Linked DNA regions of Homo sapiens: all the other regions are linked to region 4. The links are chromatin loops, found by intact Hi-C in ENCODE. Cell type or tissue: dorsolateral prefrontal cortex. All regions are shown on one strand.

What was found. Peaks named below come from ENCODE experiments on the same cell type or tissue, not always from the same donor. Only the 100,000 strongest peaks of a DNase experiment are listed, where the experiment ranks them.
Region 1: it touches region 4 in a loop (6-fold over the local background); 74 of 110 quality-filtered maps call a loop at or near these places.
Region 2: a loop joins it to region 4, with 5 times the contacts of the local background. A loop is called at or near these places in 11 of 110 quality-filtered maps.
Region 3: it touches region 4 in a loop (3.0-fold over the local background); 4 of 110 quality-filtered maps call a loop at or near these places.
Region 5: it touches region 4 in a loop (9-fold over the local background); 74 of 110 quality-filtered maps call a loop at or near these places.
Region 6: a loop joins it to region 4, with 3 times the contacts of the local background. A loop is called at or near these places in 26 of 110 quality-filtered maps.

What each region holds. Positions count from the first base shown.
Region 1 is chr20:23,243,692-23,247,691 of GRCh38, reverse strand. No RefSeq gene overlaps it. Among named protein-coding and RNA genes, the nearest start is that of LINC03125, 98 kb to the right of the region's middle. RefSeq lists a silencer at 1,686-1,980. In dorsolateral prefrontal cortex, a CTCF peak has its summit at 1,857 (motif pointing right); DNase peaks (open chromatin) are centred at 481 and 1,831.
Region 2 is chr20:23,444,415-23,448,414 of GRCh38, reverse strand. CSTL1 (cystatin like 1) reads right to left here. Exons shown (of 4, transcript NM_138283.1): 4 at 3,485-3,644. The coding sequence ends at 3,537. Among named protein-coding and RNA genes, the nearest start is that of CST11, 6.5 kb to the left of the region's middle. RefSeq lists silencers at 1,523-1,622, 1,643-1,702. In dorsolateral prefrontal cortex, a CTCF peak has its summit at 1,612 (motif pointing right); DNase peaks (open chromatin) are centred at 1,614 and 1,834; H3K27ac peaks cover 358 bases.
Region 3 is chr20:23,017,591-23,021,590 of GRCh38, reverse strand. The region is part of intron 1 of LOC101929707 (a long non-coding RNA gene); the gene reads left to right. Among named protein-coding and RNA genes, the nearest start is that of SSTR4, 16 kb to the left of the region's middle. In dorsolateral prefrontal cortex, no CTCF peak of the experiment used is centred here; DNase peaks (open chromatin) are centred at 1,990 and 2,420; H3K4me3 peaks cover 495 bases; H3K27ac peaks cover 518 bases.
Region 4 is chr20:22,689,907-22,693,906 of GRCh38, reverse strand. It overlaps LOC124904963 (a long non-coding RNA gene), which reads right to left. Exons shown (of 2, transcript XR_007067729.1): 2 at 2,197-2,443. Among named protein-coding and RNA genes, the nearest start is that of LINC01747, 6.6 kb to the right of the region's middle. RefSeq lists a silencer at 2,003-2,102. In dorsolateral prefrontal cortex, CTCF peaks have their summits at 1,896 and 2,097 (motif pointing left); a DNase peak (open chromatin) is centred at 2,056; H3K4me3 peaks cover 464 bases; H3K27ac peaks cover 561 bases; H3K27me3 peaks cover 464 bases.
Region 5 is chr20:23,233,292-23,237,291 of GRCh38, reverse strand. No RefSeq gene overlaps it. Among named protein-coding and RNA genes, the nearest start is that of LINC03125, 87 kb to the right of the region's middle. RefSeq lists a silencer at 1,566-1,860. In dorsolateral prefrontal cortex, a CTCF peak has its summit at 1,672 (motif pointing right); a DNase peak (open chromatin) is centred at 1,711; H3K27ac peaks cover 46 bases.
Region 6 is chr20:23,059,975-23,063,974 of GRCh38, reverse strand. No RefSeq gene overlaps it. Among named protein-coding and RNA genes, the nearest start is that of THBD, 12 kb to the right of the region's middle. RefSeq lists a silencer at 1,449-1,743. In dorsolateral prefrontal cortex, a CTCF peak has its summit at 1,678; a DNase peak (open chromatin) is centred at 2,132; H3K27ac peaks cover 1,202 bases.

The DNA.
Region 1 (4,000 bases), 550 kb before region 4:
CCACCATTGAAGCATCAATATTCTTTTTGGGGTTTTGAACTTAAAATATGACCAGTGTTATGGCTCCAGAAAACATCTCGAGAGCTTGAGCCCTCCGGGGCTTTTACGTGGACAGGCTGCATTAGAAATATTGGTGCTAGGATAATACATCCGCTTTTGTTTCCAGGATCAAAAATTACTGGAAACCAGAACCACATTCTAAGTGTCTGAGCCGGAACAGGAACTGATACCCCTATTAAACGGGTCACTGGGCACCACTGCTGTGAGAAGTGCTGGCCATCTGTGAAAATCTCGGTGGCTTCAGCAGCTAAGAAAAGAAAACCTTTAGGGATAAAAACTATAGAGAGCACATTTTTCTCATGAGCATTAGGGAAAATTAGAAGATACTGTGGCTGAATTAAAGTTGTGCCTGGGCCCTGGAGGTGTGGCCAACTGTGCTAAGCGTTGCTGATGAACATTCAGCTACTGTCAGCCCCGGAGTGCAGCTGCGGCATCAGCACATCCCGCTGAAAAACACAGGGCTGGGTGGACCAAAGGCCACTTCCGTGGTCCTTTGCCAAAAGGTGGAGCCCGAAAATTCCAGACCAAATGTAATGTCTTGACCTGGGAACTAATTTTGCAAACAGCAGCCAAAGTTTCCTAAAAGTGGAGGTTTTGGAAAGAAAGGCAGAGAGCGAGGGTCGGGGTGGGGGAGAGCCAAAGAAAGCAACCTGTTTAGTGTATGAGCAGTGAATAATGAGTTAAAGGATGGGGTCATTTCTGTAATCTTGATGAAGGGTCGGTCCTTGCCTCAAGTAACCACGGGGGTGGGGTTGCCCTTCCAACTCCACTCACACTGGTTGCTCAGTCACTGGGTGAGTCCCGCCCTTTCCTTCAGCTGCTCTGGATAACGGGTTGATAATTTTGTTCTACAGAGAGACTCAGCATGCTCCTCTAGCATCCCATCGTCTCTTCTGTGCATAAGCAGTGGAGACGCTAGGCACACACTTTCCTTCCCTTTGAAACCTTTCAGATATTTATATCCAATTTATGCAAATATTTACATCCCCCAATTCATAGTGAGAAGTGACCCAGAAAACAGGAGACATAAGAGCATGGTGGTTAGGGACATGGGCCAAACATTTGCAAGGGATCCGGGCAAGTGCCCTAGCCTCACTAGGCCTCTGCCTCCTAATCTGTAGAAAGGGACTATAGCTGAGGATGGGCACACCGCTGGAGCGATCACCCATGCAAAGCTGATGGAGCTGGGCTGTTTTTATAGTAATTATCATAGACTTTCCTCTTGATACAACTGTTGTACAAATTCCATTAGCCTTAATTTTTCAAATTTAAGAGCGATTAGGATTCAAGTAGTAATACTAGGATTCCTTCAAGACAAGGCAGTTCATGGCTGAACAAGGCAGTCCATGGCTGAACAGTGTGATAGTAAGCTGTTGTAGTCTGCTTATTTTATTTACAACCAGAGTAGTGGGTCAGGATGAAAGAGGGGATGTGGGGAGGGGACACTCAAAAGCGCAGGGCAGGAGAGAGATAGCCCCAGGGAACCGGGACTTGGCCAAGTCTCCCCAGGACCCAAGGCTGACCGCTGAGAGCCCAGGGGGCAAGAAGGGATGCTCACTGCCTCACACGAGCGGTGACCAGAGGCTGATGTTTAGACAATAACTTGGTAGTCCACCTCCTTCTCTCCCTCCCTCTGTGCCAGCCGCTGAGCTCGACACCAAGGTGCATGTGTACTCCCAGCATCTGAGTTCCCATCAGCGCGAAGTGGCTTATCTGAGAGGCAATGCCAGGAAGCAGCCAGAAGAGAATGGGGAAGTGAGCCTGGGGAGCAGAGGCAGAGAATCAAGGTGTGTGCTCCAGCAGGGGCCGCTGTGGACAACTTCAGCTCAGTCCTGGGAGGAACCCTGGAGAACCAGTGTGAGTGCACACACAGACACACATACACAGACACACACACAGAGACACACACGCAGATACACACACAAAGAGACACAGACACAAATAGACACACAGATACAGGCACACACACAGACACAGACACACATGCAGATACACAGAGAGACACAGACACAAATAGACACACAGATACTGACACACACACAGACACAGACACATACACAGAGACACACAGAGACACAGACACACATACACAGACACACAGACACAGATACACACACACAGACACACAGATACACACACAGAGACACACACACACACACACACCAGCACTGTTCCTCCTGGGGCAAGGGAGCTCAGGTCTGCACACACACTGGCAGAGTCTCTGGGTGAGGGGTGCTCCCGGCCTGTTGCTTGTGTGCACCTGCGTGTACATGCAGACCTGCTCTTCTGGGGAAAGCTTCCAGGCACGGAGAAGCAGGCTCTGCTGTGGAGGTGGGCAGGAGCCATCAGGACGGGCAGGAGGAATAAGGCAGGTGCCTCATCAAGGCCTCACTCTAACGGGCAAGAGGGAGAGGTGAACGCCAGAGGGTGAGTGGAGAGGTCCTAAAGAGACTGATGGTGAGTAGGGCCAGGAGCTTTCCTGAGGGAGGTGGCCAGGTGGGGACCCGGGGATGGAGAGGAGTCCGTGAGGGGTGGGGCAGCGCCCGGGGTAGGGGAACTGCAAATGCCTTGAGAGAGGATGAGGACATTTTCATCTTTCCTGAGCTTTTAAGGAGAGGCGTCACTGTCCCATCCATATTTTAAGATCCCTCTGGTCCCCAAGTGGAGCCTGAGATGGGAGGGGTCATGCAGGGTCTGGGCGGAATCGTGGTCTGGACTGGGACCACGGCTGAGGGGAGCGGCATGGGGTGGACTTGGGATGTATTTAGGAGTGACCTTGGCAGCTGCCTTGGCTGTGGGAGGTGACAGCGAGGAAGGCGCGGAGGGCAACCTCGAGTCCGCCCTAGCGACTGGCAGAAGGCACACACTGCCCTGAGACCCCCGACTCTGTCCTCCTCCGTCCTGGGCCTGCTCCTCCCATCACAGACACCCTCCCTGAACCCTCTCCCGCTCTCGGGCCCTCCAGGTGGCCCAGGGCGCCGGCGCCACTCTGTCTCCTTAAGGTGTCAGTTCTGTGCACAGGGTGACCCGGGCTCTGGGCGCCAGTCCTGATGGGGCCACACGTTTCTTGCTTCATCCCCAGCAAGCCCATGAGCTTGTCTTATTTTCGAAAGCAGTAAACAGTGACTCAGTGTCCAAGTAGTCAATGCCAAGCTCAGCAAAATAAAGTCTCAGTAAGATCAGAATTCCAACTTCCTGGAAATGCATCTCGGAGAAAGACCATCGCCGTGGCTCCGTCGTTCCTTCTAGCCCTCAAGACAGAGCCTGCTGCCCTGAGTTTATGCTTGCTGCTCACACAGATCTGCCTGGTTCTGCGGTGACAGAGCCCTCTGCTGTGGGTTCTCTGCCCCGCCTGCAGCTCTGCTGTGGGCCAGCTGTGATTCGTTTTGTGAGCAAAAGTTCCCTGAAAAACAAAATTGGGAGGAAAGAGACTTCATCCCAGTGAACAGTTTGCAAACTGGGGAGACACAGCCTTTGGTGTAAAAGAAAGTTATCTTCCCGGGGCTAAAGAGAGGGTTTGGGTTTTGTAGCAAAGGTCCCACACAAGATCCCAATCGGGTCGGTTGATGCACATAAAGGAGTCAAACTTGCTTAGTTCTGATTGGTCAATGCAGCTGAGTTCTGATTGGATACAGGTGAGCCGTGATTGGTCAGCCAAACTTTGATTGCAAAGGTAGGTGAGCTCTGATTGGTTGGTTCAGGTAAGCTCTGAGAGTCCCAAAGCTAAAAAGGTGCTGGTTTTCAGAGTGCTTGTGTGAGTTACCTGTGTGACCTCTAATCAGCAAATAGCCACTCAGCTATATTTTAAATATAGGGCCAGTTACCCACATGGGACTCATCTTAAAGGATTGGCTCTTCCAGTTTTGCATTTTTTTTTTATTATACTTTAAGTTTTAGGGTACATGTGCACATTGTGCAGGTTAGTTACATATGTATACAT
Region 2 (4,000 bases), 750 kb before region 4:
CAGCACTGCTCCATCGCCGGAGAGCTCTGCTGTGCTGCCTCCCTGTACTCAGCCAGGGCCTGGGTGCCCACTCCTGTCTCAATGCTGGCTCAGGCCCACCATTCCTGTTTGCTAGTTATGAAAGCAAGGTGAGCGGGTGGGGTGGGAGAGTTCACTTTAAAAAATTCAAAGTAATGCCATAAAGTTTGGTAAAACATTATAAAAAGAATAGAGTGTCAATATGAAATTGTGTTTAAAGAGATAGAAATACACATTGGGTAGAGTGTGCACTGCTCAGGTGAGAGGTGTGCCAAAATCTCAGAAATCACCACAGAAGATGTTATCTATGTAACCAAACAGCACCTGTTCCCAAAAACCCATTGAAATAAAATAATAATAACAATAATAATAATAAGAGATGACTCTAAAGTTGGAAAGCAAAAAAAAGATAGAAATAGTACAATTAGACCATATAAATAAAAGATGTTCAAAAAGTAAGAACTTAGAGGTTGAACAAGATTTAAATCGATAAGTAAGTAACATTAGAAAAACAAATTAGGTAAAAAACAAACAATGTTTAAAAGTCTTGAGCAAAAAATAGCTAAAGGCTAAACATAAGCACATCCTATTACCAACTAACTCTTAGGCATATATCCAATAGAAACACATGTATGTGGCCAGGCACGGTGGCTCATGCCTGTAATCCCAGCACTTTGGGAGGCCGAGGCGGGTGGATCGCCTGAGGTCAGGTGTTTGAGACCAGCCTGGCCAACATGGTGAAACCCCATCTCTACTAAAAATACAAAAACATTTAGCTGGGCATGGTGGCAGGCACCTGTAATCCCAGCTACTTGGGAGGCTGAGGCAGGAGAATCACTTGAACCTGGGAGGCAGAGCCAAGATCGTGCCACTGCACTGCGGCCTGGGCAACAAGAGTGGAACTCTGTCTCACAAAAAAAAAAAAAAAAGAAAAAGAAAAGAAAAGAAGTACATGTAATGTGTCCAGCATTAGACAGGCACACTCACGCTTGTTAATAGCTATTGTTCTTAGAAGCTGAAAACGACCCAAAAGTACATTATCAGTACAATAGATAAATTGTGGTATATTTACACAAAGCAATTCTATACAATAAAGAAAGTGAACTATAACTACACACGACCACACGGATGTATTGAATTCAAGAAGCCAGAAACAAAAGAATATATATTGTATGACTCCATTTCTAAAAATGCAACCAACAAGCTGTGTTAAGTTAGGATGTTAGAATCTGGACAGAGGCTGCCTTTGGAGGCTCTTCATCTATAAAGTGGAGAAAAAGTTGCCATTTCGTAGGGTGGTCATGATGATCAAATAGGATAATGTGGGCAGCAGGCCAGTGCTGGTCACCCAGTCAGCCCTCAATTAGCTTAGATTTGCAGGACTGGGTGCTTTCTGGCCTTTTTGTTTTTGTGACGTTTGTGGGGAGGTTGTTTTTGTGGGGTTTTTTGCGCAGGAATTCCACCTCCTTTAACTCTCTTCCTCCATCCTCTCTTCTCCCTCAGGCCTTGCTGTCAAGTTTGAGGTTCTTGCTCTATGTTTATTCTTCCCCTTTAGCAATACTCCCTCAAGTTGCCATTATGACCAGCTGGTGGCGCTGGTGCCTGGGAAGAGGCTGAATGGTCAAGTGGTACAATAGGCACACTGTCAGCCATTGTCTGTGGCTATTAGACCATTTCTGGTCTAACATGCACCTTCTCTAATCGACTGTCAGCCAGAGAAGAGGAGAAAACACAGGTCTTATTTAAGCAGCCATCAGAACATGGGAGGCTCAATGACTCAGTGTGCAGAAATGAGTTCGCACGGCCCGCCTGAACTGCTGTCCTTAGAAAGGCTGCTTGCAGGCTGGGCGCAGTGGCTCACGCTTGTCATCCCAGCACTTTGGGAGGCGGAGGCGGGTGGATCACCAGGTCAGGAGATCAAGACTATCCTGGCCAACATGGTGAAACCCTGTCTCTACTAAAAATACAAAAAAATTAGCTGGGCGTGGCAGTGCACGCCTGTAGTCCCAGCTACTAGGGAGGCTGAGGCAGAAGAATTGGTTGAACCTGGGAGGCGGAGACTGCAGTGAGCCAAGATCGTGCCACGGCACTCCAGCCTGGCGACAGAGCGAGACTTCGTCTCAAAAAAAAGAAAAAAAAAAAAGAAAGAAAGGCTGCTTGCAAGGCTGGCCTTGGATGGAGTTTGAGAACTTGGAGGGTCAACAGTTCCCTACACTGATAGAAAACTTTTCCTGCATGAGAAGAGGGCCTCAGTGTGTTTACATTCTCTGTACAGCAGTGAGGTTGACATTGAACCCCTGCTATCCTCTGGGAGTCTGGAATTTTGGCACGTGCCAGGCAGAGACTACCTTCATGACCAGTCCCCGGTAAAAACCCTGGCTGCTGGGTCTTAAGGAGCTTCCTTGTGACACATACTGCCACAGCTCACTTCTGGGGGAATTGAGCGTGCTCTGTGTGACGGCACCGAGAGAGAACTCTGGAAGCTCCTGGCTGGTTTTCTCCTGACCTAGCGCCATGCACCTTTTGCCTTTGCTGGTTTTGCCCTGTGTCCCATTGCTGTCATATCACAGCCATGAGAATGACTCTAGGCTAAGTCCTGTGAGTCCTCTAGTGAGTCACTCAATGTGAATTTGGTATTGGGAATCTCAGACACACTCACAAAAATGTGTGTGAGTCACAGTGTTGTGTGTGTGCTGGGAAGAAATAGGGCTCCCCACACTAGGGTCAGAGCTCAGGGACATGCTAAATTCAGAAAAGCCATAGAGATGTGGGGTGGCGTAGAAAGAATGATGAGGTTTCCCCAATGATTATGAACATTCTGTTCTAATTGCATCAGCTGGGTGGGTGCGGTAGCTCACGCCTATAATCCCAACACTTTGGGAGACTGAGGCAGGAGGATTACTTGAGCCCAGGAGTCCATGACCAGCCTAGGCAAGAAAGGGAGATATTGTCTCCACAAAAAAAGTGTTTTAAAAAATTAGCTGGACAAAGCGGTGTGCACCTGTAATCTCAGCTACTTGGGAGGCTAAGGTGAAAGAATCACTTGAGCCCGGGGAAGTCAAGGCTTCAGTGAGCTCCACTTTAGCGGAGGCTTCAGTGATTGCGCCACTTCTCTCCAGCCTGGGCAACAGAGCAAGACTGTGTCTCAAAAAAAAAAAAAAAAAAGAAAGAAAGAAAGGAAAAGAAAGAAAAGATTGCACCAACCCCTGAAGACCACTGAATGTGTGTGCGAGTGAGTGTGCATGTGCTTGACATGTAGGAGTGAGTGGGTGGGCGGGTGGATGAGTGTGTGAGGCTGTTAAAGTGAATGTGCATGTATGTGAGTGGTGAGAGTGTGAGGGTGTCGTGAGTATGAGCATTGTGTGTGTGGGTTGTGAAGGTAAGTATGTGCAAGTGTGTGTACGTGTACACTCTGTGTGTGCATGTGTGTGTGTGCATGTGTAATAAGACCCCAATGAGGGAGACATGATCCTTTACAGTTTAATAACAGCCAGTGCACAACTCAATCATATGAGCCCTCATCTGAGGTTTCTGCCCACATGCTCGGCCTCCAGACAGGAATTGTTCCAGAGCTGGAAATAGTTTATCCAGGGCATGGTGTATATCAAAGACTCGCAAATTAAACTCTGTAGAAGAAGAAAGAAAACAGACTTTGGGGGAAGTATTTTTCAAAGGCAAGCAACAGGCACCTGTTCCCCAGGTCTCTCCCTGTGGCTGCTCATGAACCCCATGGGCAGAGAGGGGAGCTGCCCACAGTCAAGGGTAGAAACAGAAAGGAGTGCCAGTCTGGAACAGGAATGTCACCCTGTCTTCCCCCTACCCAGCCACTTGGGACCCACAGCAGGTGAACCTGGAGTCTATGGCCTGGCCGGACCCTGTCATGTGGGCCAGGCAGGCCAGCAAGGAGCAATAGCATCGTTACCTCCTCCTGCACCTCCCCAGGCATGGGGGAGCCCCTTGTATCTGCCAGCTTTCAAGGGGT
Region 3 (4,000 bases), 330 kb before region 4:
TTCCTCCTCTGCAAATACAAGTTACTAAGATAATACAGAGGGCTTCACTATAACAGGTGTGGCTTTGGATGTATAAACAGTGCAATATACCAGAGTCTCTTGATTAGCTTGAAGTGCTGTGGGCTGAAATCAGGACCTTAGATCTCTGCCAGGGGTGGTAAATGTGCTCACTTTTCCTTCCAAACAATGGGTGGTGAGCCTGAAGGAAATGCCTCCAGAAAAGCTTACTGCTGTGCTACAACACCTTGTCTGTGTTTTAAAGGGCCACAATGGAGGCCCTCCCAGTCCACATTTGACTTCTCCCATGTATACTTTTCTTTTGAGATATGTTTATGACTTATTTGCGAGTTATTAGAAATAACACAACTGTTAGAAATAACACAGTTTCTTAAAAATATCTGTTTGTGTTAAGTTTCCAGAACTCTGTGACCGTGTTCAAGAGAAGACTGTCAGTAACGATAGCTACAAACCACACTCTATTTTCCGAGATCTTTTTGTTACGACAGACTTGCTGTCTAAAACCCTGCTTGGCCCATAGTGTTACTGGAAGGAGGTCCTGATCCAGATCCTAAGAGAGGGTTCTTGGATCTCACTCAAGAAAGAATTCAAGGCAAATCAATAGCGTAAAGTAAAAGCAAGTTTATTAGGAGAGTAAAGGAATAAAGAATGCCTACTCCATAAGCAGAACAGCCCTGAGGGCTTCTGGTTGGCTGTTTTTATGGTTATTTCTCAATTATATGCTAAACAAGGGGTGGATTATTCATGGGTTTCCTGGGAAAAGGTTGGGCAATCCCAGAACTGAGGATTCCTCCCCTTTTTAGACCATATGGGGTAACTTTCAGACATTGCATGGCATCTGTAAACTCTCATGGCGCTGGTGGGAGTGTCTTTTAGCATGCCAACGCATTATAATTAGCATGTAATGAGCAGTGAGGACAATCAAAGGTCATTTTCGTCACCATCTTGGTTTTGGTGGGATTTGGCTGGCTTCTTTACTGCATGCTGTTTTATCAGCAAAGCCTTTGTGACCTGTTTCACGTGTCAACCTCCTATCTCACCCCATGACCCCTTAACCTTCTGAGAATGCAGCCCAGTAGGTCTCAGCCTTATTTTACCCAGCCCCTATTCAAGATGGAGTCGCTCTGGTTCGAATACCTCTGACAACAGCCCATCTGTTCAATACGTAACTATTTAATTAAGTAAATTCCTGCATGTCTAATTAGCTCCTGTGAGTAGTTCATAGGCCTCGTTCCCTTTCGCAGAGCTGGGGTTCTAGGATTCCACGGAGTAGCAGAGACCTCTGCAGCCTTCTGGGGAAATGTGCTGTGTTTCCGCAGGTACTTCCCTCAGCCCCATACAGCATCAGGACATTCTCCAGGTGCTCCTGGGTAGGAGGGTGCCATGAGGGCTGTGGATTGAGTAGATGTGGGCTGTGGGACTGTGGGAACCTGTCTCTGAGCATCTGATTATCTGACTGCCACCGTGCAGGTGGGAAGGAGAAGCTTTAGAGTCTAGTGTTTTACCGCAGGTAAAGTCTAGTGTTTTTTACTGCAAGATATAGCAATCTTTTTTTTTAAAAAAATGTAATTCATTGAAATAAGCCTTCCTCAAAAATTCAACATGAAATGACAGGTGCTTTCTCATCTGTCACAGGCATCTCATGACTGGCCATGTTCAGGCCTTGGGCAACGTGTTTTTCTGCATATTTCGATAAGCCTTAATTTTGTGCTTTTTCTCTTGAATCTGACAACCAAGACACTAAGTTTTGTCAAAATAACCTGCGCTTATGAATTGCAGAATTCTAAAAAGATACAGGCGATTTGTCAAGAGCCCTTGAACAGCATAAAGCCCTTTTACCCGAGTCAGCATTGCCTCAGCCAAATCCCTGCATGGAACGACTGTCTGCAGCCAGCCCCTGGCACCGACTGTCACTGCCAACGAGTCTTTGCAGCGCAGGGCTATTTCCTCCACTCAGGCTGCCTCTGTTCACAGGAGAAAGCAGGTTCCAGGCTGCAGCTGCTGCATCCTGTCCCAGAAGGTCTTGCTGGGCATTTGCACTGACAGCCACTGAGTGGCACTCATGGCGTGGTGCCTGGCTCTTGAACTCCTTGCAGCTCTGGGGGTGCCTTTGGATGTTACTAGGGTAGATGGGGGAGCCAGCTTGCAGGTATCATGATCCTTCAGACCAAGGAGAGCCACCTTCCCAGAAAGACTCCCCTGCTCCCTGCAATGAGTGACATGGACCCACAGCGGGTCCTTTTCTCCTGTCTCCTGGAGAGACCCACTCTGGGGGTCATTCATGCTGTCGTCATGCAGTGGGGCTCATCCTGGCTCAGCTCTGTTCCCCATCCCCACCCTCTTCCCTTACCGTCCAATGAACACGAATGCTGGCCCACGTTCTGATTCTAGAAACCCAGCCCGGAACGCTGCCCTTATAAAGATGAGTCCAGAGCGAAGCCTCCTGCCAGCGTGTGTGTGTGTGTGTGTCTGTGTGTGTCGAGAACACAAGGCCAATGGTGTTCAAGGAACAAGTCACCACCCACTTCCCAAGTAGGGTTGTCAAACTACAGGATACTTGGTTAAATTTAAATTTCAGGTAAACAATCAATCATGTTCTAGGATAAATAAGTCCCAAATATTGTATGAGACGATAGTTTGGAGCTTACTTATTTTTAGTTTATTGCATAAGCTAAAAAACCACTACTTATATAAAATTCAAATTTAACTGGGCATTCTGTGTTTGTATTTGCTAAATCTGACAACTGTACCACTGTGTTTTTTGAGTCTGTGTCTATTTTGAATTGATGCAGAGCTTAAGAAAGCATTTGCAGCCACTCAGCTTCTCCTCATGAATAATAATTGTAGTAGTAGTAGTAGTAATAGCAATACCAGCAATAGTAATAGGAGTAGTGATAATTATAGCAACAGCAGCAGTAGTGACAGTAATAATTATAATAGCAACAGGTGCAGTAGTAATAGTAGTAGTAATAATAACAACAACAGTAGTAGTAATAGCAGTAGCAGGCATATTAATAGCAGCAGTGATAGTATTAAGTACAAATAATAATAGAAGCTAGCACATATTTAGTGCATCTTATATTTCAGGCAGTGTTCTGAGAGTGTTACACATATTAACTGATTTGATCCTCCAACTTCTCCCTTCCCCTGCAAGGTAGGGACTATTATGATCCACATTTTACAGATGACACAATAGAGGTCCTAAGAGGTGAAGTGATTTTTCCAAGGCAGCACAGCTGATAGACAGTGGAGTGGGCTTCAAACTCAGACAACCCAGGGTTCATGCAGTCTCTTAGAAGAGTCAGATTGCATGAGTTTTCCAGAAAAGTCAAATCATTTCCTGACCAAGGCCTAGGAATCTTTTTGGAGTGAGTAGGGATGGACAGGGAGTTGACCCCTTCTCTCTGCAGTGTCGCCGGTTTCTCATCCTGATCCTGCCCACATATAATGCAGGCATGTCCTCCTCTCTATTGTGTCTTGGGAAATTAACCTAAGCTTGTCATGAGCACCAGTACAGTCAGCTTCTTCTCTGGCTCCCTGTCTGGCCTACTCCCTGGGCTCTGGGTTTGTGGCAGGTACTACTCGTTTCCCCTCTGGTGCTGGAAGAGGCTCGTTCTGGCCAGGGAAGCACAGGGGTCTCTAGTATCCAGGTTTCTTCAACACTTATCAGTTAAGGAGGTTTGCATTCTTCCTCCAAGCACTCTGAAGAATATTCTCTGTTCCTGCTTTCTGCAAGTCTAAAAAGGTCACAGGTGGCCTGGCTAGCCCTCCCAGCCCTCTCAGCATCTGTGAAGGGTCTCTGCCTTGCTCTCCAGTTAGAACTAAAAGAGGGGAGCTGCAGCTGTGTTCCCTTCTGAGCGAAGGATGGAGGGGGGTTGTGTTCCCTTCAGAGCCTTCTGAGCACCTCCCCCCACCCCATGTCTCAGCACCTCTCTTCACTTTGCATTCCAGAGCACAGCTTCTTTTGATAGCTTGTTCAAAA
Region 4 (4,000 bases):
CATAAAGAGGAAAGAGGTCATGTCCTTTGCAGGGATGTGGATGGAGCTAGAAGCCATCATCCTCAGCAAACTAACACAAGAACAGAAAACCACACACTGCATGTTCTCACCCATAAGTGGGAGCTGCCTCTCTACCCTGAATGCAAGAGACCCTCATAGTTAGACAATATCATTGCCCCTATTCAGCCTGAAGAAGTTACAGAAGATGGATCTTTGTCCCTCTGCAACCCTTAGGATTAAGGGCTCTCTTATAAAAGGGAATGTTAGAGGCATGTGAACCAGAGCAACTTCATCTTAAACAGGAGCTGGGTAATATGAAGCTGAAACCTACAGGGCTGCATTCCCAGACGGTTAAGGAATTCTAAGTCACAGGATTAGACAGGAGGTCGGCACAAAATACAGATCATAAAGACCTTGCTTATTAAAAAAAAAAAAGAAAAAAGAAAAAAAATTAGCCAGCCAAAACCCACCAAAACCAAGATGGCGACGAGAGTGACCTCTGGCCATCCTCACTGCTACACTCCAACCAGCGCCATGACAGTTTACATATGCCATGGCAATGTCAGGAAGTTACCCTATATGGTCTAAAAAGGGGAGGCATAAATAATCCACCCCTTGTTTAGCAGATAATCAAGAAATAACCATAAAAATAGGCAACCAGTAGCTCTAGGGGTTGCTCTGTTTACGGAGTAGCCATTCCTTTATTCCTTTACATTTTTTTTTTTTTTTTGAGTCTCACTCTGTCACCCAGGCTGGAGTGCAGTGGCATGATCTAGGCTCACTGCAACCTCGCCTCCTGGGGTCAAACAATGCTCTGCCTCAGCCTCCCGAGTAGCTGGAATTACAGGCGACTGCCACCACGCCCAGCTAATTTTTTTTTCTTTTCTTTTTTTTTTTTTTTTTTGTACTTTTAGTAGAGACGGGGTTTTGTTTCCATGTTAGCCAGGCTGCTCTTAAACTCCTGACCTCGTGATCCACCCCCCTCAGCCTCCCAAAGTGCTGGGGTTACAGGCGTAAGCCACTGTGCCTGGCCTAGTTTCTTAATAACCTTGCTTTCACTTTGCAAAAAAATAAATAATAATAATAAATGGGAGCTGAACAATGAGAACACATGAACACAGGGAGGGGAACAACACACACTGGGGCCTGTCGTGGGGCAGGGGTAGAGACAGCATCAGGATAACTAGCTAATGAATGCAGTGCTAAATACCTAGGTGATGGGTTGATAGGTGCAGTAAACAACCATGGCACGTTTACCTACGTAACAAACCTGCACATCCTGCACATGTATCCCGGAACTTATAATAAAATTTAAAAAAATAAAATAGCTTGGGTTCATCGGTGGTTTCTACAAGGAACCAGAGTCCCACTGTCTTTGCGTGGATCACTTACTAACCTTGATACTCAGAGCTAGGGCAACAGCATCTTTAGAAACAAAAAACAAGGAAAATGGCTCAAAATGTGATTCACTTTTTTTTCCCAGGCCCTCTTTCCTCTCCAAGTGCTTGCATTTTGCCTCCATCTTTTCTCTTCCCCATTGTTGGATATTTTCACCGTGCTCATCTCAGCACTGATGGAGAGAGGAAGGAAGAAGGGCTGTCTGGCCATGCCCAGCCATCCCCACCGGGAGAGGATGCCCAAGGAGGAAGCTTCCAGGCAAGCTTTCTGGGAGCTGGAGGAGTTAGAAGATGAGGTTCTTCATCTTCATATGTTCCCTGCAGGCTCAAGGTACTGCTCGCTGCTTGCAGGAGGGACAGGGAAGCCTGAACACCACGATAACCCCAATTGGGGTTATCCGGCAGCTGCCCCACACCCTGGACATGCCGACAAGGAAAAGAAACACCGGGAATGTGTCTCCCCTTAGTCCTGCCTCTGACCTAACCTGCTGTTGGTCAGAGTTAGAGGCTGTGCACATAACCAGCTTCTCCATCAGGCCTGAGCTGGGGGTCGCTTGAGACTTTATCCAGCTCATTGCTCGCGCCTTGGCGGAGCCGGCCATTGTTAGCTCTGCCAGGGCCTCCGGCTGAGGCCGAGCCGGTAGGGAGCTTGTGCCTGTGCGGCCGAATGAACCCTGAAACGGCACCCTCTGCTGCCCTCTACTGTCAAATCGGCTTAATTGCAGACGGCCTAAGCGGCTGCTTCAAAAGGGAACTAGAAGAGGGTCCTACATTCAGACACGATTTTGCTTCCACCTGCTTTTATGAATTTTGCATCATTTTATTGGCATAGATAACCTAAATGAAAACATTTTACTTAAGCAAACCTCAATGACATTCCCTAGGACCCAGGGTTTGCCTTTGACCTAGGGCACAAACGTCTTCCTTCTCAGTGTCTGGCAGAGGGTCTAGCAGCAGCAGGCCTGGCTGATGGTGCGCTGTGAAGCTTTCGCTGATGTGCTTAGTAAGTGCCGGGGCACACATTCTCATTTAAAGCGCCTGCAAATCTGTGCAATAGAAAAACACATCCAGTAGCCAGAAAACGTGTGAGCCCTGATCTGAACTTAGGTCTCCTTCGAGGGCTTCCAGTTTTTTTGTGCAGAGTCGCTGGACTCATCTGGAACGCTACTTGATTAAAGTTTGGGAATTTCTGATCCTCCCAGAAAGCAGATCAACCACCAACTAAGGCTTCAGGCTCTATGGACCACAGGCACCACCGCTTCCTCCTTAACAGCTGGTGGGTGGCTAGGCAGACCCACTCCACCACACTTATGTGGGACCACCAGCCTGGCATTTGGTTGCTTGGCCCAAATATCAGGGCTTGTTCCATCCACAAAGACACACTGCAGCCCTGCTACATGCCAGGCACTTCTCTGGGAGCAGGGATGGGACAGCAGTCAGAGACGCGAACTCTACCCCCTAGGGTGCTGGCAGCTTTTTCGCCAGCTCTTCAGATGCTTCCGTATGGTGGAACCACATAGCGCTCAGACAGCTTGGCCGTCAGGTGGTTTATCTATAGCCCTAAAGAGAAAAACACACCCATTGTCCACAGAGCTCACTACAGACAGTCCAGGAAGTGCTCCCTGGCATGCCTGCTTTCTGGGCAGTTTGCACAGTTGATCCCGTTCCCCTCAGGTGGAGAAGCTTCAGGGTCTAGGGGAATGAGGCAGAGCAACAGTGGAAGGTCAGGGGACAGTGAAGTGGGGTCACTCCCAGGTGCTGAGCTCTGGCAGCCACTGGCACCAGAAGGACAGACAGTAAAATAAGTGATATTTCCCAAGCATACAGAGAGTTATTAATTAGAGTTAGCTATTTACCAGCTAAGTGCTGAAAGGGTCCATGGTAATTAAAAGAGCTAATCAGATTTTCAAAGGGCACCAACACCATGTAAACATAAGGGGATTCTACGTGCTGTTCTCGGCATGTCATTTGAAGCTGTTGGGGTGAGGGGTTGTGGCTGTTGACTCTTCTAGTAGAGAAAGCACCACCCTGTTGGCTGCTCACCCCTAGAGAAGGATGGAGGGACCTAGAATTAATGCCAGGGCCTCCCAACAGGTGCTGCACACACATTTGCACTGTTGTTTGTAAGTATATACAGCTCTTCTGGCTTCTGATTTTGTTTTAGCTTTAATTATCCAAAGTGCTACTAAGTTAATATCAATGTTTTTCTATTGCCTTTTTCTCTATCAGTGGTTACGAAACATGTGTCCATCACGTGTTGTTTGCCTTTAGATCCATTTCACAACCGCCCCCTGCAAACGCTGTTTTCCAGGCTCTCTTGCCTACTGGCTTCCATTTAGGTTCATCCAACGGGAAGTGATGTCAAGAGATGGAGGTGAGAGGAAGAGGGAAGTGAGAGCATTTCTCTCCTCACCCTGACCCTTCACCTCTGATTGGAGTCCCTGGTGGGAGCGGCCCCTCCTGGACCGGCTGGGTGTCAACTCCAGCTCTAGCCAGGTGACCCTTCCTTAGACCCGGTTGCCACTGCGAGACTCAACTCCAAGTTCTATCTTGGCTTCTCCAGATTTAATCTTAAGAGCAGCTGCAGCTAATTTCTGAGGTTT
Region 5 (4,000 bases), 540 kb before region 4:
AAGCTTAGGCCCACAGACAATACAATTTTGTCCTAAGTCTATTAAAGTTTGACCACAGGACTCCACACTCAATTCCCTGCTTGTCACAGTCTGTGCTCTGAATTTTACATACGGTTGCTTCTTATGTTGGGATTTTAATTATAATGTCTTTGCTAGAGAACTTGCAAGAAGAAAGATGAAAATAAGATGTTGTCTTGACAACAAGGACACTGGGGCCTGACAGTGTTTTCCATGGAATCTGTAAAATTCATTCTGTGCACTTTCCACACATAACCCTTGGTGGAGATGCTCCATGCATGGAGTGTCATGGGAGAGGTTATATAACCCGGTATTAGCACCATTCCTAGCCAAATATAGCCTTCCCCACTTATTTTATTTTTAACTCTTTGAACAATGACTTCATATTCATAAGGCAAATAATAAGATTTTCTGTAGGTGGCAAATCTGGAGAAAACATGTTTTTTCCTAGACCCGAGAGGGAAACACGCTGTCCCAACCCCAGGCATCCTGGAAATGCAGCCTAGCCACCTCCCTCACTTCTACCTCTGTCAGCTTCCTCCTGACAGTGGCATAAAAGTGCCAGAAACTTATTTTTGCATCAAAACAAAGCTCAGCTATGGCATATAAGGCCGATGTTCTTGGTCTGGCATGTCCTTGTGTCTCTCTGTACTCTGTAGTTGACATGGCCAGATGTGTTTTTCTGAAACAGTGTCTTTTGGAAGTTTACCTGGAATCCTGCTCTTTTGCCTAGGAGACACTCAGGAAGGGACTTCAGGCTTGCAGAAATGTTTGGCCCTAAAAGGACAGTTCCACCTTTCTCTCCTGGACTTATTGCAGGTCAATTAATTGACACTGTCACTGGAAGGCCATACCTCTTTCAATGGACTATGTATTACTCAATCGAGTCTAGGCTTACCTGCACTGCTAGGTAAAAAGTGTAGAAAGATTAAACTTGTTCATCAGTTTCTCACAATATTCTGTCAACTGAATGTATGCATGTAGTCGTTAAGGATTTAAAAAGGTATGCGGACTGAAAAAATATTACTATAAAGTACACTGTAGGGACAACTGATAAAATTTAAATGGATACTGTGGATTAGATAACAGTATTGCATCAATGTAAAATGTTCTGATTTTGGTAATAATACTATAGGTATGTGTATAAGAAATTGTCTGTATTTTTAGAAATCATACTGAAGTAATCATCAGTAAATTAGGGAATATTTCTCCAACTTAACTCTCAAATAGCCAAGGAAAAGTCTGTCTTTTTCTCTCTTGCTTTCATTGCAAATGGAGAAATAGGTAATTAATTGGTGAATCTGGGAAAATGGCAAAACAGAGATCCTTGTACTATTTTTTGCAATTTTTTTAAGCTTAAAATTATATTGAAGTAAAAAGTTAACCAAAACCAGATGTGTTTTGGAGAAAGCAACTATAAGGTGTGTGTATAACCAGGATGGCCTGCTCCAAGTGGAGCGTAAACGCAATCCTGCTGTTTATTTTTCAGCCACTAAAATTTTATTGTCCTTATGCGTCTTAATGCCTTAAAGGCAGGAAGGACAACATCCCTTCCTTGAGCCACCATAGGGCTTATAAACAGAAGAGGGTCAGTCTTCACACCTAAGTGGGGAAAAACCTGCACCTACTCCATTACTACCATTCCTTCTTCCTGCCACACGGTGTCGCTGTTGGAGACGGAGCGCACAGATTCAGCAGTGCTGTGCTGGCCCAGGGCCGGGCAAATGAAGCCTTGGGTTTGCATGGAAGCTAACATGGAAGCTGTGGGCTGTAGAATGGGGAGGGAGACTGACGCCCTTGTGGGAAATAGTGGCAAGGCTTCAAGTTGTTGGAATAGCTTTGACCTTGATGGAGGGGTAGGTTTATTTAGGAAGAGAGGAATAGGGAGCAGCACACAGAGGTCCCTGCTGTGTACAGAGCAGTAGGTTGAAAATGAACCCAGTGTGTGATGGTCAGGAGCAGAGTTCTTACAGACAGGACAAGGGGCTGCTTCTTAGAGTCTTTGGTAGTTTGGGTTCCTGGAGCTGTTTTCTTGTTTGTAAGCTGTGCCCTGGCAGGTACTTGATAATATGCAAGGAATGAAAGATTTTGCAGCAGCTAGGTGTTTACCATAGCATATGGCAGAACTGGCTGCAATCTTTCACCACTCTCTATATCTTGACCTTTGCAATATGACTTGGCAGCTCCACTGACTTACTCCCCACTAGAACCTGAGCTGACCTCATGACTTGTTTCAGCCAGTGGAATGAGGTAGAAGGGGTTCTGGGTCAATTCTGAGACTGCACCTCAATATGCCTTGAGTGCTTTTGCCTCGTTTCTTGGAACCATGTCCAGCTTCCATGTAAACAAGCCCCTCCTAGCCTGCTGGAGGGTGAGAGGCCACAAAAGCAGAGATGAGCTGTCTGAGCTGAGGCCATCCTCAACCAGCCAGCCCTCAGCTGGCCCAACAGCTGCTGCCTATGCATGAGTCAGCCAAGCTCGGATTGAAAAATGCCCAAATTGTGAGAGGGATGCATGGTTTTGGTGCTTAACCTTGAACAAAATGCCAAATAACAGACCTCACCCCCCTCTACAGAGAAAGATGTCCACTTCCTAATCCCCAGAATCTGTGAATATGTCACCTTCCATAGGAAAAGGGCCTTTGTGAATGTGATGAAGTTAAGGGTCTTGAAATGGGGAGAGAGCATCCCAGACTATCCAGGTTGGCCCAATGCAATCACAAAGGCCTTGTTAGAGGGACATGTGGAGGTCAGACAGAAGACAAGTTATGGCAACAGACAGAGACTGGAATGATGCAGCCCACGAATGCCAGAGGCCTCTAGCAGCTGATAAGGCAAAGATCAGATTCTCCCTGCAGCCCCTAGAAGAAGCCAGCCCTGCAGATGCTTCAATTTTAGCCCAGGAAGACTCACTTTGGACTTCTGGCTCACAGAACTGTAAGAGAATAAATGTGTAGCTTTTTTTTTTTTTTTTTTGAGATGGAGTTTCTCTCTTGTCGCCCAGGCTGGAGTGCAATGGTGCAATCTCTGCTCACTGCAACCTCCGCCTCCTGGGTTCAGGTTTGACTGATTCTCCTGCCTCGGCCTCCCAAGTAGCTGGGATTACAGGTGTATGCCACCACGCCCAGATAATTTTTTGTATTTTTAGTAGAGATGGGGTTTTACCATGTTGACCAGGCTGGTCTCGAACTCCTGACTTCAGGTGATCCAACTGCCTCGGCCTCCCAAAGTGCTGGGATTACAGGCATGAGCCACCGCACCTGGCCAAATGTGTGGCATTTTAAGTCATTAAATTTGTGGTAGTTTGTTACAGGGGCAATAGGAAATGTGGTGGCTTGTTAGGCAGTAAAAACTGACTGATAGCCTTGTGGAAGCCTTAAGACAAGAAAGAGAAAAGGGTGGTGCTAACACAGATGAGAAGGGTATGTGCTTAGAGGCACCAATAAGTAATGCTTTAGCAGATATTTTGAGGAAAATGTTTTTCAGGATACCTGCTTTAAAAAAATATATAAGAGACATTCATTTACTGGTGAATCTCTTGGTTAACAAGCATCTATGTATTATGTGCTGGATGGAGGAAGAAGACTCAAAGACAAATGAAACTTTTTCCATGCCCTTATGAAACTCATGATTGCCCCACTCAGAGCTTGTCCTTTATGAAGTTGGGCCGGATGCAGGGGCTTGTCCTTAAAGGAGCCTCACAGCACTTCCTGATGAGCCTGGCCTCCCCTCCTCACCCCTCACCTCTCCTCGCACACTCTGGCTCCCTTTACGCCAGCCTCTCTGTTCCTCGATCCTTGGTGCATTTTTCTCTCCTTTTTTGTCTCTGTCCCTCTATCCTTGGTGCATTTTTCTCTCCTTTTTTATGTGATGAACAGTAGAGGCCCAAGTTTTCCATCCGCACCTTCCCCCAAGCTGAGCCTTAGTCTCTCGCCCTTGGCTTGGCACACGCATGACAACTCCTTGCAAAAGGACTCCTTTAT
Region 6 (4,000 bases), 370 kb before region 4:
CTATTGGGGAGTAAGGTGGAAGCGTTTTTCTCTTTAACTGAAAGAACAGAACCACATTTTTCTCTCTCCTTGTAATATGAAGCTTGTGGTCATTTCAGTCCTTACTTTGCCTTCTACAACTTCCTAAATACTCACTGTATTTTGCTTTTCCTTTCTCTTCTCTTCCTTCTTAACGCCCTCTCTTTCACTCACCATAATTCCACAACAGTGACAAGAAACATCCACAATGGACAGAAACAAGACAAAGAGGGCTTTTCCCACCATTGTCTCTTGCATTTGAATACAATGCTTCTTAGTGGTTGGGTTTTTTTCTTCTCTATATATATCTTTTTTGAAGTAGAGGAAGTTTTCATAAGCAAGTCCTGCATCTTCTAAGTTTTTTTCTTTATTAATGTTTGTAGGGCAGGGTTTGGAAAACTATGGCCTGCAGGCCCACTCTGGCCCACTGCCTGTTTCTGTATGGTGCGTGAGCTAAAAATGGCTTTTTTGCATTTTTTTAATGGTCAGAAAAAAATCAAAAGAAGAAAAATATTTCATGGCATGTAAAATTATGAAAATTTCAAAGTCTGTAAACAAAGTTTTATTGGACCACAGCCACATCCATTCGTTTATATATGGTCTGCGGCTGGTCTCCTGTTACAGCAGCACAGACCAAGTGGCCTGCAAAACCTAAAGCACTTATTATCTCTGTTTCTTTGCAGAAAACAGTATGAGGTTGACATACTCATAGCCCAACAGTATGAGGTTGGGCTATGAATTCTTAATACTTTTAGCATCTTGGATTCCTTCAGTCTTCCTCCTTTCCATCCTATTGCATGACTTTCAGCTTCATGATAACAATGTCCTCTGCACCTCCTGTCTGTGCAAAAATTTTACAAATTACATTTATCTTGGCTTGAAGGTGGAGTTCCACTATCCCATCAGGATAAGGTTTGTGATACTTGTGCCCATGCAGGTAGAAACTGTAGATTCAGGATCCAAGGAAGAGTTGGTAGAGCCAGGACCCAAGGTGGAAAGCCCAGGAGGAAGAGATGAGGGTAGTGAGGATGTGAGCAGAGCCTGGGAGGCCACTTCATTCATGCCTCACATACAATGAGCCAGTTGTTTCTCAAACCTGTGCATCAGAATGCCCTGGAGAGCTTGCTAAAACCCACAGGGCTGGGCCCAATCCCCAGAGTTTCTGATTCAGGAAGTTTGAATTAGGGCCCAGGAATCTGCCTTTCTGACAAGTTGGTAAGTGATATATGTGTTCACAGAGAGAAGATAAAAGCTGATGCTGACAATCTTGGCCACTCCTTTTTCATACTCCTAAGAGGATCATTGAAACTGTGGTGGAAGGTAGGGGAAGGCAGGTAGAATCCTGTGCAGGCTGGTCTCATTGAGGCCGTTGGGTTGCCCAGCGGAGTGTGTGTGCAGCAAATTCCCCAATACCCTTTTCCCCAAGACCTTGTCAACAGGCAGATTCTGATGCAGGAGGTCGGGGTGGGGTCAGAGGTTGTGCATTTCTAACAAGCTACCAGGTGCAGTGATGCTGCTGGTCTGGGACCACACACTGAGGGGCAAGGCTGCAGGGGACTGCCTTGGTTTGCATACCCTTCTTCTTCCTCTGCCTGTATCACAGCAGGAACATCCTGTTTTTAATGCCAGCTGCCCTTCAGTCCACCAGAGGCAGCAGTGCTCCAACGTTCTGGGGCCATGTCCACATCTTTATCATTGCTTCTGAGCCCCGGGGACTGACTCATTTAAATGACATTTTCAACTCTGGAAAAATGTTGGGCCAGAAATGGAAACAGCAGCAAACACTTTCTGGGAAACAGGAAGCCAAATATTTGGTTCTTGACAACTATTTTCCCCCCAGATTCAGAGCCTACTTATTTCCCAAATAAATAAAACTTTTAGATAGCAAGATAAAATATGAAAATGATGTTCACGCTCAAGACCACAGGATGAGAGCACAAAGAGTGCACACTAGGAGAAAACAGAGGGCTATAAAGTGTCTCTGGCATATTTCAAGTTCTGAATTTACTTATTATCAGCTGTTTGTGTTTATTCTGCTTGCAGTAGAACCAGCTGGAGTTTTAAATTTGCACCGTGGGTGATGCTGCCAAAATTATCCCTTGCAGCTGTTGGCTCCACGCTTCTTCAGTGGCCAGCTGGTTGTCAGAAACATAAACGTAACTACCAGTCCCAAGGAGGAAGCAGTCTGCCCTATTGTCTATGGAGAACAGACAATGCGTCCCACTGCCCTTCTTTCCTGCAGGGCCCTTTAAGGGACCCAGAAAGCTCCCTCTTGCCGTATGTCCCAAAAGTCCTTTCCAAAGGAAAATAAACCCCAGAGAGCCATTTTTTGGCAGTGCCTTGCTGGGATCTGGCTTCGGAATTATTCCCAATCTGAAAAGTCTTCTCGATGATTTGGACGTGGACTGAATGTTTCCCCATCCTTCCTTCTACTTTTGAGCACCCATGGTGGGTGGACCAGCTATGGGTGGAGGTAAGCGAGGTCTGAGGCACCCCCAGTGGGAAGCCACTCCCTTCCTCTTCTCCCAGAGCTAGATGGAGCCTCAGTCACTGCCAGGCCTGTGGGTAGAAGAGGGATTTCTGAATGATGGGATCAAATATTGGCCGCCCCTACTTCAGAGTAAAGCCCTCTCCAGCACCCTGCTCTCTGTGACATCTTCATTCCTGGAAGGCTGTTCTGCCCAAGCTGAAGATGTTCTCAGACAGTTTACCCAGAGCTGTCAAGCCATCCTGCAGGCTTGTTCTCAGCCACCAGAAGTCTAGAGTAGCTAGTCTGCAGTTTTCAGTCCTGATGGAGCTAGATATTGATGAAAATAAGAAGTCTGCCTGCACCAGCTTCTGCAAATCACCAAAAGATCTCTGTGCAAATTTGTCCAATACTGACTTGGTCAGATAACCAGGGTTTCAATATTCATTGCTCTCATCACTAAGTTTTGGGGAGGTTTGCTACTGGCAGTAGATAACCGATTTTGTGGGGCTCCACCAGGCTTGCTGCTTTCACACAACAAAGGCAGAGTTCAGTGGTTATGACAGAGGCTGAAAGGCCTGCAGCTGAAATGTTTACTCTCTTGCCCTTGACAGACACGGCACGTCAACCTTGCTCTAGGGCATCCACAGAATTCCTCCAGATATCTGGGTCTTAGCAGGCACTTTTGTTTATCTGTCCTTCCACAACTCAAACCAAGAAGCCAAAGATTTAGCATCTCAGTAGTTCACTGGTAATAACATGGGGTGAGTTGGGATGGGTCTCTATGACACAGCCCGGCTGAACCCATGTGATAAAGTCTATCCTCTTGTGAAATGTGTTTTTGGGGAAGCAATCACTGAACTCAGGGGGTGCAAAGACCCCAGCCTTCTCAAGATGACAGGAGCGGCTCTTTCAGGCAGCAGATTTTTATTAAATTCTTGAAAATTAGTGAGCTACAAGGGAGTCAGAATAGCTTCTGTTTTGCAAGAGACTGCAAAAATGCGATGTGTATTACCAGCCACATTACTTTGAACTGACTAATTTTCAATTATCAAAAAATAATTTTACCTTTTTTTAATGAAGGAGTGGAGCCTTTAACTTATAAAATAAATGCATGTAGAAAATATAAGAAAGAGAAGAAAGTAAAAATCATGCTGCTTCAACTCAGAGATAATGATGTTACCAGCAGCAAATCCATATGGGTCTGCAGCAACCTCCATTCTTGCCTCCTCAGAAGAAAGAATTCAGCTGAGAGGCAGAAGGAGAGACTAGCAAGCTTTCGAGCGGGATTGAAAGTTTATTACAAAGCTTTAGAGCAGGGAAGAAGGAAGGAAAGTACACTTGGAAGAGGGCCAAGTGGCCAACTTGAAATACAAGTGCGTGGTTTGACTTTTTCACTTGGGGTTTTATGTGTTGGCATACTTCTGGGGTCTTGCATCCTTTCTCCCCTGATTCTTCCCTTGGGATGGGCTGTCCACATGCTCAGTGGCCTACCAGCACAGTTTGTTTACTGGA